2 separate regions of the Mus musculus genome follow, and region 1 is linked to region 2. Evidence: chromatin loops called from intact Hi-C (ENCODE). Cell type or tissue: heart. All regions are shown on one strand.

Evidence for each region. A loop is a pair of places that touch in the nucleus more often than their neighbours do. Peaks named below come from ENCODE experiments on the same cell type or tissue, not always from the same donor. Only the 100,000 strongest peaks of a DNase experiment are listed, where the experiment ranks them.
Region 1: it touches region 2 in a loop (2.9-fold over the local background); 3 of 42 quality-filtered maps call a loop at or near these places.

Annotation. Positions count from the first base shown.
Region 1 is chr9:48,461,443-48,469,442 of GRCm38, forward strand. It overlaps Rexo2 (RNA exonuclease 2), which reads right to left. Exons shown (of 7, transcript NM_024233.4): 7 at 7,070-7,504. The coding sequence ends at 7,375. It overlaps Gm39335 (a long non-coding RNA gene), which reads left to right. Exons shown (of 5, transcript XR_870726.3): 5 at 1,612-3,402. Among named protein-coding and RNA genes, the nearest start is that of Gm39334, 4.2 kb to the left of the region's middle. In heart, a CTCF peak has its summit at 4,452 (motif pointing left); a DNase peak (open chromatin) is centred at 5,599.
Region 2 is chr9:48,889,986-48,897,985 of GRCm38, forward strand. It overlaps Gm32335 (a long non-coding RNA gene), which reads left to right and starts at 6,245. Exons shown (of 3, transcript XR_379368.2): 1 at 6,245-6,507; 2 at 6,815-8,000. In heart, a CTCF peak has its summit at 4,315 (motif pointing left); no DNase peak of the experiment used is centred here; H3K27me3 peaks cover 2,475 bases.

The DNA of each region.
Region 1 (8,000 bases), 430 kb before region 2:
TAGTTCAAGATATATATTTCCCAAAGCCCAGGGAATTCTTCCACATGAACGAAGAATGATTTAGCAACAGCCTACAGCACCCTATCCCCACGTCTTTCAGTTACTCAGTATATAAAAAAATACATGCTATGTTTGTCTAAAAAGCTGTTAGCCACAGAAAACATATATTTATGTTCTCCAAATCAACTTGAAATTTAAGATTTAATTAAAATCAAACTAATTGTTTTCAACTTGCAGTTAGCCTTGGAGACACCAAGATATTGTAGCCACACCCTCCATCCTCCCACGCCCTTAACTGTGTCCTTCCCCTTTACCAGTTTCGAAAAGTCAACCTCAAAGTATCCAAGGCATTATTTATGGCTGAAGGTCATGACTTCAGAATGTCAAGCCTAGAGAAACAAAGTTTAAATCAGTAAGGAATTGGCTACACTCCTGGAAAGACTCAACAGGCTCAATGGACATGCGGAAGATAGGAAGACATGGTCAAAGCAATCCCAGCCACCTGCTTCCCTGATCGTTACCACAGCAACCGCATCTCAACTTCATCCACGATGAAGATGCTTTCCAAACCCTTTCATGCTGTAGCGTACAGAAATAATGACGGACTACTAAGCGCAGTGGGAGGATAGTGACATATGGACATGACGTGGTGGCATCACACTCAACTCTCACCTGCACAAGGTAGTCCCACGATATTCCAGCACAAATGGAGGAGGGGCTCCAAGGCTCCACCTCTACTGAGAAACTTTGGGCAGTTAAGAACGTCAGGGAGGGCTGGTGAGATGGCTCAGTGGGTAAGAGCACCCGACTGTTCTTCCGAAGGTCCAGAGTTCAAATCCCAGCAACCACATGGTGGCTCACAACCATCCGTAACAAGATCTGACTCCTTCTTCTGGTGTGTCTGAAGACAGCTACAGTGTACTTACATATAATAAATAAATAAATATTTAAAAAAAAATAAGTCAGGTTTAAAAAAAAAAAAAAGAACTTCAGGGAAGTGGGAGCCATATTTTTTCAGTTCTTTAGCCACAGGTATCTTGCCCATACTACAGTAAATCCCCGTGTACACTCACAAGAGCAACCAAATTAAATTCGGTGGGTCATAAACGAGCAAGATAGGAAAGTAGGGGGGACCTGTAGAAGGAAAGGGTTCTGTCAGGGCAGGAGAGGGATGAGCGAGAGAGAGTAGTAGGGGTGAAAAAATGACCAAAATATACTCACATATGAAGTAAGTCCAGGAATTAACTTTTAAAATCATAGCTGGGTGTGGTGACATATAGTCTTAATCCTAGCACTCAGGAGGAAAGACAGGTGATTTCTCTGAGTTCCAGGGGCCAGCCTGGTCTACATAGCAAGTTCCAGACCAGCTACAGCTACACAGTTGAGATCCTGTAGATGGATGGATAGATAGATATCTATAGACAGACAGGTAGACAGACAGACAGACAGACACATAGATAAATGAGTCCCAAACTCTAACCTGAGGACTGACACGTACACATTAAATCTATGGTTTTTAGTTGTTTTAAAATACAATGAACAAAAAGCTCATGATTGCAATTTCCACAAAATGAAACCCGTTCCACTTAAAGTGCCTGTCCTTTCTTTCAGAACCTACATCCTCATTGTTTTAAAATAAACCTACGAAACAGCGGTGGCCGCCGACAGTGTTTGTAACATCCTTCTTGGCACAGAGGCTGCATTCTCTCAAGAATACCCAGATGCTGCAGTTTTGCCTTCAGTAAAACCCAAAGCTGCATAAAATAAAGACTGAAGATGAATGTGGGGCAGTGGCCCTAGGGCACAGAAGGGCATCCAGCCTCCGGAAGCTTGCAGTCCTGCCCTTCCTGGTGTGCTCAGCTGTTCTTTGGTGGCCCGACCTGTGGTTCCCAGCTATCTCAAAGTTTCTGCTGGCTCGGAGTTATGTACTTATGTACATGATTGGCTACCACATGAGCCCATTTCACAGATCTTGAAAACAGAGTAATGTAGAATTAGGTAACAAAGTATTGTTGAACATCTGAGATGAAAAAGAATGTATAGAAAAAAATGATTGATTGAACATAGTATAACCAAGAGAGACGAAAGTATGACACCGGGGTGGAAAGGGACTTGGTGGGTTGGATGCTCACTGCGTGTGCATGAGTGTGGCCACATGTGACTGTGCCACCATCACTGTCGGGGTGGAAACAGAGGCACCTCTGGGGCTTGCTGACTGCCAGCCTAGCTCCAGGTTCAGTGAGAGATCCTGTGTCAGGCAAATAAGGCAGAGAGCGACTGACCGATAAAGCAGGCCACTGGCTGACCTCCTTTGGCTTCTGCACATATTCATGGACACCACACATACTACATACACGTGCACCACACACATACACACACCACATACTTTTTTTAAAAGATACTCAACATTACACATGCCTGTAGCTAGACTGTTCCACATTTGTAAGCTACTCAAAATGGAATTTAGATGCTGTCCAGTACACACAACTCAGAACTCAGAGGCATGTTTTACGTCAGGAGGGTAAAACTGTTGGATACTCTTGAAGAACAGAGCTTGACTAACTGTCCCTCATCTCGTTAACAAAACATCAATTCCTTAGACCTTGCTGACACCAACAGAAAAGCAAGTGTCCTCCCACCCCCAACTTACCTCCCGCTTGTTCCTGATAAGAATCAAAAGGCTGTAACTCTTCCTAAGAACACAGGTCAGGGTCCCCAGGTTCAATCCTGCAAGCTGCTTCCATTGCATACTGACCCTAGGACAGGATCATTCTGAAAATGATTTGTAGTGAATTATGTTTGGCGTGAGCGAGCGAGTGTAATGACATCCGCAGCAATAAGAACACATGCCTAGGGTTATAGGACCCAAGTCATGTTAACACGTGCTGATCCGTGGCTACTCGAAGGATGATACTGTGGGCTAACCCGTGGGATTTTTGCCCATGTGATGCTCACCAACACTGTTGCTGCCCCACGCTCCCATTCCCCAGTTTCTAGCATGTGTTCTCCCGAGATGCCCTCGTTTACTGTATCCTAAATTAACAAGCCATGTGCAAAACTAAGCTCACTAAATAATCCAGACTGACTAAGCAATATCTCAGGTACCCCACTTCCAGCCTGCCCTGCTGAATCAGCCTGCTTTCTAGGGGGCTGCAGATATAAATCCTTACCTCTGCGGGGACTTTGGAAGATGTCTTGGTTTACATTTTTTACTGGGCTCTCTTTCATATTTCAAATGAAAGGCTTTGTTTAAATATCTACGGTTCAATCTTCCTAACAGATGCACAGTGTAGAGCAATAAATCCATAACCTAATTGCTTTTGCCTTCATCAACAGATACAGAATAAAATATCTTTTGTTGTCATCAATCTGCTGCATATGGCTTACTGCAGCAACAAACGACTTCTCTGTCTCTACTGCTTCTTAATTTTCAAAAGCTGGGGGCCATTTTGGATGACCCTGGGACGCTCAATGTGTTCTTATTGCTGCGGGTTTCATTTACAACCACAAATGTGACCACAAGTGTGACCTGTACTTGGTGTAACTAGCTGTTACCTTCTCCTTCACAGCACACACATCCAAGACCAGTTTTGCTGGGCCTGGTAGCTGGCACACAGCTTTAATCCCATCTCTTGGGAGGCAGATGAAGGCAAATCTCTATGAGCTCAAAGCCAGCTTGGTTTACATGGTTAAGTTCCATGACAGCCAGGGCCATACGGCCCTGACTAAAAGAAAAAAAAAAAAAAAAAGTGGCCAAAGATCAGTTTCTCTCTGCATGTGTCAGCGTTTTATCTGGTTGGTTTTGGTTTCTGAACAGTACTGTTTTGTAGATGAGACCACTCAGGTATGACTTACCTCTGTGAAATGGCTGCAGTGCTAAAGTAGACTATCCCTTGGTGCTGCTTCGGTCACCTCCTGAGCCGTCTGTAGGGGAAGTACATCTAATGTCCCCAGGAATACAGCTTGCAGGAGAATCACTACACAAGAGGCCCCAAGAGTAGCAGCCTCTGCATAGCACACATGTGGAGGTTTTTGAGCTGAAGTTGCAGTTTACACCAATGTTCGCGTCACAGAGATTACTCTAGAGCTTCAGGGATACCCCTAAAAAAATCCCAAAGTGCCAGCACGGTACAGAGAACTCCTCACTTCTTAAGCACAGTAAAAAGTAATGAGCAGCTTCAAGCCTTCAGGCCTGTCTGCCGACTCACCTCAGGCCAGGTGCCAATCATTTCACTAAATGTAATATGGGCTTTATTTCAGGATGACAGGTCTAGTAAACAAGATACAGAACAAAGTAAGATACAGAAGTCAGGAAGGTAGCCATTTGTGTGGCTATCACAATGCAGAGGACCAGAGTTTGGTTTCCAGCACCCTGTTGGATGCTGTAACATCCAGGCTGGGGCTCACAAGCACCAGACAATCCAGCTTCAAGGGATCTGGTGCCCTCTTCTGGACTCTGAGGGCACTGCACCCAGAGACACATGGCAGTTTGACCAACCTTTTGAGGATATCTGAGGCTGGCTATCAGATATCCTACATGTTAGATGATTACATTACGATTCATAGCAGTAGCGAAATTGCAGTTATAAAGTAGCAACGAAAGTAATTTTATGGTTGGGGCTCACCATGACATGAGGAACTGTATTAAAGAGTCGCAGCATTGGGAAGGTTGAGGACCTCATGACGAGATGAAAACTGAAGTCCCCAGCTGTGTGTGACCACATACATGGCTTATGCCAACATCCATGTTGCAGTTAGGAATAGGGATTGCACCTGGTGTGGTGGCACAGGCCTTTAATCCCAGCATTTGGGAGGCAGAGGCAGGCGGATTTCTGAGTTTGAGGCTAGCCTGGTCTACAGAGTGAGTTCCAGGACAGCCAGGGCTATACAGAGAAATTCTGTCTCAACACACACACACACACAAACCAAGGAATAGGGCTTACATCTCAAACACCGTCAAGTTCACTTACCTGAACCTCAATTTTCAGTATCTGTGAAGTGAATGTTACCCAACTGGGAGAATTGTTAGAATGAGCCTGAGTGTCATGGTTAGGGCATCAAGCTCTGTGCCTGCGACACAGGAAGTGCCAGTGATGCTACCTAGCTACCTAGTACTGCGGAGGGAGGCTTGGTGTTTCCACCTCAAATCTGGGAAGATAAGTCTTCGCTGTTGTACTGCAGATTCTAATGCAAGAGTGGGAGCCAAGACACTGGGATCCGGATTCCTCTACTAAAGCCATACACACGGTTTGCCCACCTACAGGCACTGTCCGGTTTGCTCATCAGTTTTAACTATTTGAACCACACCATTAAGAAAAAAGCAGTGGTTCTCAACCTTGCTAATGCTGTGACCTTCTTTAATACAGTTCCTCATGTCCATGGTGAGCCCCAACCATAAATGTATTTTCTTTGCTACTTTATAGCTGTATTTTTTGCTATTGTTACAAATCGTAATATAGTATTGGGCATGCAGGATTATCTGATATTCGACCTCTGTGAAAAGTTGAAAAATGCTGATCTGGTCAAACTTTGCATGTGTGTCTCTGTGCAGTACCTTCAGAGTCCAGAAGAGGGCACCAGATCCCTTGGAGCTGGAGTAATTGGTTGTGAAATACCCAACAATGGTGCTGGAGAGCAAACTCAGTCCTCTACGAGAGCAGTGTACACTGTTCACTGCTGAGCCACCTTTCTAGCCCCTTTATCTATTCAAACTTTTCTACATTTATTTTTATGTGGAAGAGTGTTTGCCTGAATGCATGGCTGTACACTACATACATGCAACAGCCACAGAGGCCAGAAGGTGTCGGATTCCCTGAGACTGGAGTTTGCCTGGATGGTTGTGAGCCACCATATCAGTGCTGGGAATCTGGCCCAGGTCCTCTGGAAGAGGAGCCAGTGCTCTTAACCTCTGAGCCCTCTCTCTAGCCCCACAGACCATTTTAAGATATGTGAACCTGAAGCTGACTTTGTTCTTTGGCAGAAGTTCCACCAAAAACCTCCGTTTCTCTCTCTAAAGATGTCTAGGAAATACAACTCAGCCCACATTCAAGTGTATCTCAGGTGAAGATATTGACAGCTCAAGTCCACTACCTACGGCTCTCTGCATGGGTAACCAGCACACATGAGGACCATTCTATTCTATGTATATGTGACGCTTTGCATATTCTTGGACCAGGGAGTGGCACCATTTGGAGGTGTGGCCTTGTTGGACTAGGTGTGACCTGGTTAGAGTAGGTGTGTCACTGTGGGCATGAGATCCTCACCTTAGTTGCCTGGAAGTCAAGTCTTCCACTAGCCGCCTTTGGATGAAGACATAGAACTCTCAGCTCTGCCTGCGCCATGCCTGCCGGGATGCTGTCATGCTCCCACCTTGATGGTAATGGACTGAACCTCTGAACCAGTAAGCCAGCCCCAGTTAAATGTTGTCCTTATAAGAGTTGCCTTGGTCATGGTGTCTCTTCACAGCAATGGAACTAAGACTAACTAACTACACAGTACACAAGAACCTGAATGAGGGTATAACTTGAGACCATCATAAAAGTCTTTCTGGTGGTTCTCGATAAGAGGCAGGCCACCCTTTCCCAATTCTGAATAGCCTTTAGGGGATGTCAGTCAGAATGGGGTGCCTGTCCAGCGGTTTTGACTAGCTAGATTGGGGACTTAACATATTCACACTGAAATCCCTTCTTGGCTACTCACCTAAGGGAACAGGCTAGTTTTGGTTCTCTAAACACAACACGGAAACTGCCTGGCACATATTCTCTAGCTAACAGAGGCTAGGGACCACCCCCTACATACCCCTGTGTGCTTACCTGAATTTCTTGTACGTGGTGGAGAGTGGTCTATCCCAGAGCTTGTTAGCTGGGTAATGATGAGCCCAAATCTTACAACCTAGCTCCTCCCCCTCCACTCTCACGGGTAAAGCAAAAGAAATTTAAGTTTACTCCCTGTTCGAAACACACGGTTTAGTTCATCAATGGCATTCTGAGTAATTTAAGCCTGAGCCACACTACTTAAAAAACACCTGTACCCAACAACTGTGTGATAAAGAGCAGAGGGTGCCGAAGGGTTGCATTTCAATAGAACTAGCTTTATTTATTATTCAAATAAAAGGAACCGGCCTATGAGCAAGTGCAGATATGGACTGAGGGGGTGGGTGTGGCCTGAAGCTTACAAAGGAGCCGCTGTCAGAACAGAAACAGCAGGTTAGAAGAAACGGAAGAGTGATGTCTGCTTGAGGAGTATGAAGATGCAAAGTTAACTGGAAAAAAGATTTTTTTTTCTTTAGAAAAGGTGCTGTGTCGAGCGATCAGCAGGAGAGAGAGACGCTAACGTGGCTTCTGAGAGCCAGGCTCTGCGGCTTGAGAACCGGCATCAACTCACAGGCTTCTCAGTTTCTCCATTTTCTATAATTTTCCTCTTCTTTTCGTCTGTCTTTTTCTTGAAGATGTTATTTCGGTAAAACTGAAGCTCTTTGATGCTTTCACTAATGTCATCCAGTGCCCTACAAGCAAACACACCACACTGAAAAGAAAAAAAAAAAATACCCCAAACCCCAGAGATGGAAAACCGAGACTTGTTCCAAGTCACCCAGGAGCCAGGCAGTGGCCTCGAGCTGGTGTGGAGAGGGGCCGGTGCGGCTTTGTTTTCTCTTTTAGAAGTAGATCAGAAATCCCCACACGGGTCCAGAGGACTGTGGCGCATGTCTCGGGTGGAGGGGATCGGTTAGCCACTCCCTCTCTAACGTCCTCTGCAAAGCGTTTACTAACTTAACCCGGTTCTGTGAATTCCTAAGAAGAGCCTGAACTACACATACACTATTTCTGCAATGGAACCAAACACATTCATGGAAAACTTCCCAGCAGCAGCCCAAGACCCAAAGTCTGGGAACCACTATGCAATAGTTAGGGGCGCCCCCAAGCAGAATCCACCTACATACCCACCACAGCTCCTGACTCAGTCATCCTAATGAACGCCAATTATCCAGATCATACAGTAGC
Region 2 (8,000 bases):
ATGGTCGCCCCCAAGCAGCTCAACAGGGACTGTTCTAGAGTCAGTCCCTCCTTCCTAAGGTCTAGGAGTTGCCAGTCTCCTATGAGTTCTGCTGAGTCATTTGACCTATGACCTCCTCCAACCCCACCCCACCCCACACACACATAGGAAAGCCTTCTAACTCCTCAGGCTATGTCAGGAGGAAAGACATGACCATTCATTGGGCAAAGCAGGACATTCCTTTCCCCAGCCACCAGCCTGACTTCTTTTGACTAGGGGAGGAGAGACAGGTGGAGAACCCAAAGACTCTCTTGCCTCTGGGGCTATAGCTGATAAAAGGGCTGAAGAGAGCCCAAGGCAGCAGGTGTACTTCACTTGCCCCAGATGACCCCACTTAATGGCTTGCTGCATGCACAGTGACTTTTTTCCAGGACAGGAAAGCACTGGCTTTATGGTCATCATAAGAAAAGAGCTCCAAGCTGGGTGGTGGTAGTGCATGCCTTTAATCCCAGCACTCAGGAGGCAGAAGCAGGCAGATTTCTGAGTTCGAGGCCAGCATGGTCTACAAAGTGAGTTCTAGGACATCCAGGGCTACACAGAGAAACCCTGTCTGGAAAACCGAAAGAAAGAAAGAAAGAAAGAAAGAGAGAGAGAGAGAGAGAGAGGGAGGGAGGGAGGGAGGGAGGGAGGGAGGGAGGGAGGGAAAGAAAGAAAGAGAGAGAGACAAAGAAAGAAAGAGAAAAAGAGAGACAAAGAAAGAAAGAAAGAAAGAAAGAAAGAAAGAAAGAAAGAAAGAAAGAAAGAGAGAAAGAAAGAAAAGAGCTCCAGTAGGAACCACCCCACCACTTCCTTTGTTAACTGAACAATTATTGAGCCACCATCCTGTGCTAGGCAGAGTGCTCTGCTCTGCAGACCTCTCTGGGTAAACAGTGTCACCCATGCAGTGTGAGCTCACGATTTGGGCAGATACAGACCCCGCTATAGCACAGTGCAGTGACTCCTGGGAGAATTGTAAGCCTGGTGGCTGGTGGGTTTGAAGTTCATCACCGAGAGTAGGTCTTAGGAGCAAAGGAAGGGGCATGAACACATCAATCAAGAGGAAAGGGTGGGGGACACATGGAGCCTGAACCCCTATGGAAATATCAGGAGGGAAAGGCACCATTCCATTCCCTGGTTCTGGGCTGGGTGATCTTGTTGAAGCCACCGTACCATCTCTTGCACCCACTGTTCTGGACAGAGAAGCTGGACTAGGTGGTTCCTGGTATCTCAGAGGCCTGCAGGGCCCTCAGTTCTAAGCCCCATTCTGGAATGTCTAGCTCTGGAAGCCCTGGCACCATCTTAAAGCTCCACTCAAGAGGATGGGCTGTCCTGGGGTTGGGAGGAAATGGGAAAAATGGGCCTGGTCCTGTTGCTTGCCATGGTTGTATCCTGGCCTCCTGTCTGCTTTCTTGGCCCCTTCTTTGAGGTTCTAGAGCTGAATTGTATTTATAAAGTGAACATATCGCACATGTTGCCTGATACAAAGCATGATTTCTCTTTCAGTATTAACTCAGTGTGTCTAGGATGCCCCACTTCACAACTTTCCTGGGTTAGAGACAGCTAGATTTACAAAAAAAGCAAGAATAGCCAATGAATGAAATTTAATCATCTGCTAAACCCTCACAGCAGACTAGTAAGGTAGGTGCTTTGTTATGTTGATTTTCACAGACTGGAAGATGGAGGCACATGGGAGATTGGCCAAGATCTCAGGGTAGGAATTATGCCCCTGGTTAGGGTGTCTGCTCCTGACCTCTAAGGCCTGTGAGTGTGACGCGCACTGTGAGGCAGAAGGACATTCCTGAGCAGAGACTTCTCAAGATAAGCAGATTCTAGGTGATCAGTGTGAGCCGTGGTGGTTTGTGTGAGAGAGGCCGGGAAGACGTCACAGTCTGTAAAGTGTTTGCAAGTATAAGGACCTGAGTTCAGATCCTGGCACTCACAAAATGCTGGTGGGGGCAGGGGGATGTACCTGTAATCCTAAGGCTGGAGGAAGGCAGAGACAGGGTGGGGAGTGGGGGGAGGGGGGGACAATCCTTGGGCCCTGCTGGCCAGTAGCCTAGCCAAATCAGTGAGATCCAAGTGCAAGGAGAGCCTAAGGAAGATACCCATTGTTGATCCTTGGCCTCTGCATACACACACGTGTGTGGCACACACACACACACACACACACACAGACACACACACACACACACACAGACACACACACACACACACAGACACACACACACACAGACACACATACACACACACACACACACACACAGACACACACAGACACACACACAGACACACACACACACACACACACACACAAAGGGAAAACCTAGACAGTGTGTTGGGGCTAGAAAGGGGGCTCAATAGTTAAAGCACTTTCATCTATACCCGACTGTAGGATGGTAAAAGGCAGCCTGGTTCCTGGTTGAGCTAAGGCTAGAAACCCCAGTGACCCTAAAGAGATGGTAGACATTTCTCCTGATTCCCGCCACCAGGCTGCTGTCACTGGCCACAGTCCTTCATAGATCTGTGGCTTTCAGTCACCTAAAAGCAATGCTCCAAGCCCCTCCACAGGTAGAGGACATGACCTGTGGTCGCATAGCCCCAAGACAGATCTCTATTTTAATGAGACCCAGAGGCTTAGCCAAGAAGCTTTCCTTCCCAGACACTCCTCCCTGCAAACGGTATTTAACCTCAGCCCCAATCTGAGAAGTGGGGTATGGTTTTACTCATCCACTTTCCAACATGACAATAAATATCTTAAAACCATGGACTGCCTCTTTTCATCAGGATCTGTTGTGGGGAGCCATGGAGAAGGCCTTTGCCTATAGAGCTGCTGTCTAATCTCCTGTAGAAGGCATCTCTGTGCCCCCAAGCCACGGCCACCAAGCTCAAGTCCACCACCACCAAGCCAAGGACTTTCTCCCTGTAGGACCAGCTGGAGCCCCCCTCTTTTCCTCCTCAGCCCCTGGCTAGATCCAAGCCATGGGCCCCCACTCCATTCTCAGCTCTTCTACAGGTCCCAACGACACCTGGGTGTCCAAGAGCCTGAGAACCAGCCAGCCATCTCTGGCTGTCCCCAGGACCTCAGACTGGGCTCCACTCCCAGAAAAGTGTCTCCGACTTCCCTACAGCCCAACACCCACTCTGCGACTTTGTGGAGTAAACCCTGTCAACTTCCTGAGCCTCCTTAAGTGGCTGTACCCTGTGGTAGAGCAGAAGTAGAACCCATTAACCCTACACGGGAGGACCTGAATTGAGGGACCTTAAGGGCATTTTTCAGTCCCAACCCTCACTCAGGGTATGTTAGGTTAAAGTTCTCCTCCAGACATTTTAACTGATAATCAAAAGGATGTCAGGCTAGATACAGACATGGGTGATCAATGGCTATTAATGGGCACTAAAGATAGTCATGGTAATTTTAGCTCCGGATCTGCAACATGCCAAATCTCCACACTCATGGATGTTCTAATCAGTCAATTAATATTCAAAACCATCACCACAGATGTGGCTTCTGGGGGGTGGGGGGAGAGAACTGCAGTTCACAAGGACTGACCACAAGGCAAGTGCATTAGGCCAAGGTGGAGTGGGAACGGGGTGGGGGCAGGATTAGTGAGCATGGGGAGAGGGGGGCAGCATTGTAGCCATGGTGTGGACATTGTATATGTTGTCCTGATACCTAAAGGAGTAGATCCCTGAAAGTCCTGCTCAGACAGCCATGTGTTCCTGTCCTTCCTGAGCCAAGCCTGGGGTAAATCAGTGTCCCCCAGGCACTTACCCTGCCTGTCCACCTGTCTGATCTGTTCCTAGTACTTGTGTCCAGTAGTCCTCTTTGGCCCTTCTTTCCCCAGGATGGTGAAGAGTGGTTCCAAGTTTACATAGCATGGGTTGAGGTTGGGCAGAAGAGAGAAACAAAGTCCTCTGAGGACTTGTGTTGAGAGAGCTTTGGGCGAGAGTGTTCCACACCACATCTTCATCACACGTGCAGAAAGGGGGAGAGCTAGAGGAGTCAACTTTGTGCAGGAGAGGGTGAGCATGTGATCCCGCCAGAGCACAGGCACAGCCTCAGAGCCTAGGGCTCAGTGTGGGCACAGCTGTGTGGTGGAGCTGCATTTGCCTCCATACCTGGAGCTCAGGAGGGCTGTCCTTATTGCTGGCCCAAACGACAGGGCTGTCCTTGAAGGAAAGGGGCTGCAGACACCACTGATGAGGCATAGGAAGGCTTATTTGGAAGGCACAGCAGGAAAGGGGCAATAAGAGGCTTTGTGCCTGACTTGCCATAAAACTTCTGGGCTTTGCTGCCACCTGGTGGACAGAATCTAGAAGTCAGGTTGTAAATGTCTTGGCCACACATTGGCGTCTTGTTTTATGTTTCTTTAGTGGGGGGAGTTTTTCTAGCTGGGAGAAGTGAGTTCCAGAGTTCCTGTAGTCCCAAGTGTCATGCTCACAAAGCTCTTTCTTCTGTGGATCTGGTGCTCCTACAGAGGGACACAGGGGGTTAGGGCTGCGTGGGAGACCTGGCCAGGCTCAGACTGTGATCCTAGAATGCCCACAGCTCTCACACTGGCAGAGCAGAAAACCGGAGGCTCAAGTTTTATAGAAGAATTCTGTTAAGAAGCTGGGGGAGGCAGAGGCAGGCGGATTTCTGAGTTCGAGACCAGCCTGGTCTACAAAGTGAGTTCCAGGACAGCCAGGGCTACACAGAGAAACCCTGTCTCGAAAAAACCAAAACCAAAAAGAAGAAGGAGGAGGAGGAGGAGGAGGAGGAAAGGGAGGAGGAGGAGGAGGAGGAGAAGGAGAAGAAGAAGGAGGAGGAGGAGGAGGAGAAGGAGGAGAAGAAGAAGAAGCAGCAGCAGCTGGGGTGGAGGGGATGGGGTGAGTGTGAGAGATAAGGGTGGGGCAGAAAGGACACCGGTGTCTGGATACAGCATGGCACAGGCAGGCTCTTTAGCTCGTGGCTTTAAGATCAGTGCCTAGCTCTTTGATTCAGCCTGCCCTTAACAGGGGTAAGCAAAACAAAGGTCCCCAGCCACCACTTACTAGGATCAATCCTGAATGGTTCCCTGAGCTGACCAAGAAGGGCCAGCACGGCGCTAGATGTCTCTACGAGAGCCTTGTAGATTCTCTGAACATTTCTTCACTGGGATATCGGGACCCCTAATACCTAAGATGTAGGAACTATGTGGGCCCCACTTTACAGATGAGTAGGTGGATACACAAGGAGACCCAGGGTAGGAACAGATTTTATACTTGGAGTCTGACACTCCACAACAGTAAACATGTTTCAGAAAGCAGTAGGATGCCCATGTATAGCTCTGGACTCCCTCCTCCTCAAAGCTCCAATAGTGAACTGAAGCAGATCAGTCCTCCCTAGCAGCCCCCTTCCAAGCTACAGAGCTGGAGGTCTCCTTTTGAAAGTCTTCTAGGACATACAAGGTTGTTTCTTCTTTCCAGACTCCTGATTTAGTAATCATTGTTAGCATTGGCCTTGCCAGGAAGTTCTTTCTCCAGTCTAACTTCCAGAGAGAAGGGGGGGGGGAAGGGGGGCAGAGACAGAGAAAGAGTCAGAGAGAGGAGATTGAAGAGCCAGGCTTCTATTTTAAGATGGGGTATTCTTATTCTCTAACCATGACACTCAGGGCTAGCCATCACAAGCTTCGGTGGAATAGTTTAAATTATAGAGGACAATGTTAGAAAAATGAAAAGACGAAAAAGAAAAAAAAAAAACCAATCTAACTCCCAGCTGATACCTAGTTGGTAGTTGTGTGCATGCCTTGGTGGGGTATCCTCAACCCCTCAAAGGGCACCCCATGTGGCTAGAGAAAACCAAGGAGTTGGTGTTAGGCCAAGACAGTTGTGTGGGGTGGGTTGGACCAGTCTGACTTTATCCTCCCTGCCTCCAGTGCAGTCAGAAGAGCTGCCCCTTCTTGCCCAGCATCCCCCCTCCCCCAAACATGCAGAGGGAGGCTGAGGGAGTGATTAGCATGGGGCATTGTCCCCAGATAATGGGCCCCAGCTGCCTCCTGAAAGAAGAGACAAAGCGCCTGGCGGCTCCACGCGCATTATCCCCTCGTTAAATCTCTGTTATTAGATTAGATTCAGAATGTATTGATTCGGAGGCTGGGGGGAGGAGGAGGGGGAGGGAGGAGAATCTGGCTGGCGAACACTGGGCTGTACTTTCCCCCCTCCATCAACCAGGAAAGTTTTTCCTCTTAGCTAGGCTGGGAGAGCTCACTGTCTCCAACACTGGCTGCTAAGCTCAGCTTCCCTGTGCGAGCTCTCCCGAAAGCTGCCAGGTGTCCACTCTGGGGCATGCCTTTAAGGCCATCGAGCGCAGGTGGCCAACATCGGGAGCAAAAGCGGCTTCGCTCCTGGCAACCAGGGGCAATCTCTTAACAGCATCAGCTGCAGACTTGCGGAGCACCGAGGCTCACGGGGCTGCAGCGCATGCTCACTTATCTCTGGTGGAGGTTTGAGGAGGCTGATGAAAGCAGGGTAGGTGGGGATAGACTGAGGAGCACTTGGGAGGTAAGATGGGTCGGGGCATGGAGACCCCCCAGTCTATCTCTTTGTATGGGACAGAATCAGATGCAGTGGGGCCATGTAGACTAAAGCAGGCAAGTAGAAGCTGGAGTGCGCTACAAGGCCTCAATGCCTCACAGCCAACCGGAAGCAGGACGGACAGGCTGGTTCTGTCTTCCTTCTTCTCTCTTCTTTACCTAGAGCCCGGGGCTGACTTCTGTGCATCTGAATGATCATTTCTCAAGGAGTTTCTGACTAACTTTTCTTATTCCTACTTCAGGCTATCCTCTACCCAGATAAGGACAACTCCAGGGTAGAAACCATTGTCTCTTGACCACCTTGACCCCTCAAGGCAAAGACTTCTGGAGACCACCTCTAGACCAAGACTGATTAATTATTCATACCAAGAGGTATGAACCACTTGCCACAATCTTCCTTGACTTAATCTAAAAGCTCATGTGTGTAACCCAAACATGAACTTAGGGTCATTGTACCCTTTTATCTGATTTATCCCAATATGGCTACATCGGATAACTCTCTCTCTGTACCATTCAACTTTACCACCCTCTGGCAACAGGATCTCACTGTAGCAGCGAAGGCTGACCTGGATCTCATTTTGTATGCCAGGCTGACCTTCAACTAACAGTGATCCTTATGCCTCAGCCTCACAAGTGTTGAGAAAAAGGTGTAAACCACCATTCCTGGCTTTACTTGTCTCTTTAATTGGCATACTGGGGACTGGAGGCCCAGCCTAGCCTGTTTGGACTGCCTCAGCCTAAGCTTTGGTTATGAAAGGCGGGGATGGAGCAAGTGCCTGGAGGTATCCCCAGACAGAGACACCTCTAGTCCAAGGGTAGCATTCATAAGTAGAAGATGCTGCACTCCAGTACTGGGCCTCAGTTTCCCATCCCTGGGAAGCACGGCCCATATGCCAGATCAATGCTCCTATCGGATGTGGCCGTTGGACCAGAATATGTTACATGTGGCAGCTCATTCCTGAGGTGGTTAATTGGCCGCCTCAGTGCTGGGCTCTGTCGCCCCATTGATTGGGAATGAAGGGTGAGAAGAGGGAGATGGGGAATCGATAGGCTGATGAGTGTCTTACTAGCTTTCTGTTTGAACACTTTGTCAATAGCCACCCACTTAATGGCCAGTGGTGCATTGGCTGTCCATCTTTCTATCCTTGTGGCCTGGGACATGAGACCCTTCGGATAGTGTGTGCCTATGCCCGGCAATCCTAGTAGGTGGGGCAGCTTTTGGCTCTAAAACTAGGCTCCAGGTGAGGAAGTGCAAGGCCTATTCTGAGCAAGGGGGACTGTCCCCACTGTTTGCCCAGTCTTGCTCAGCCAAAGGCAACTCCACACCCTGTACTCTATGGTTTGCTAAAAGACCCTGATCCCCCCACCCCCAACCCCCACACACAGGCAAATGTGAAATTCTGAAGTCATCTCAAAAGTTCATGTGTT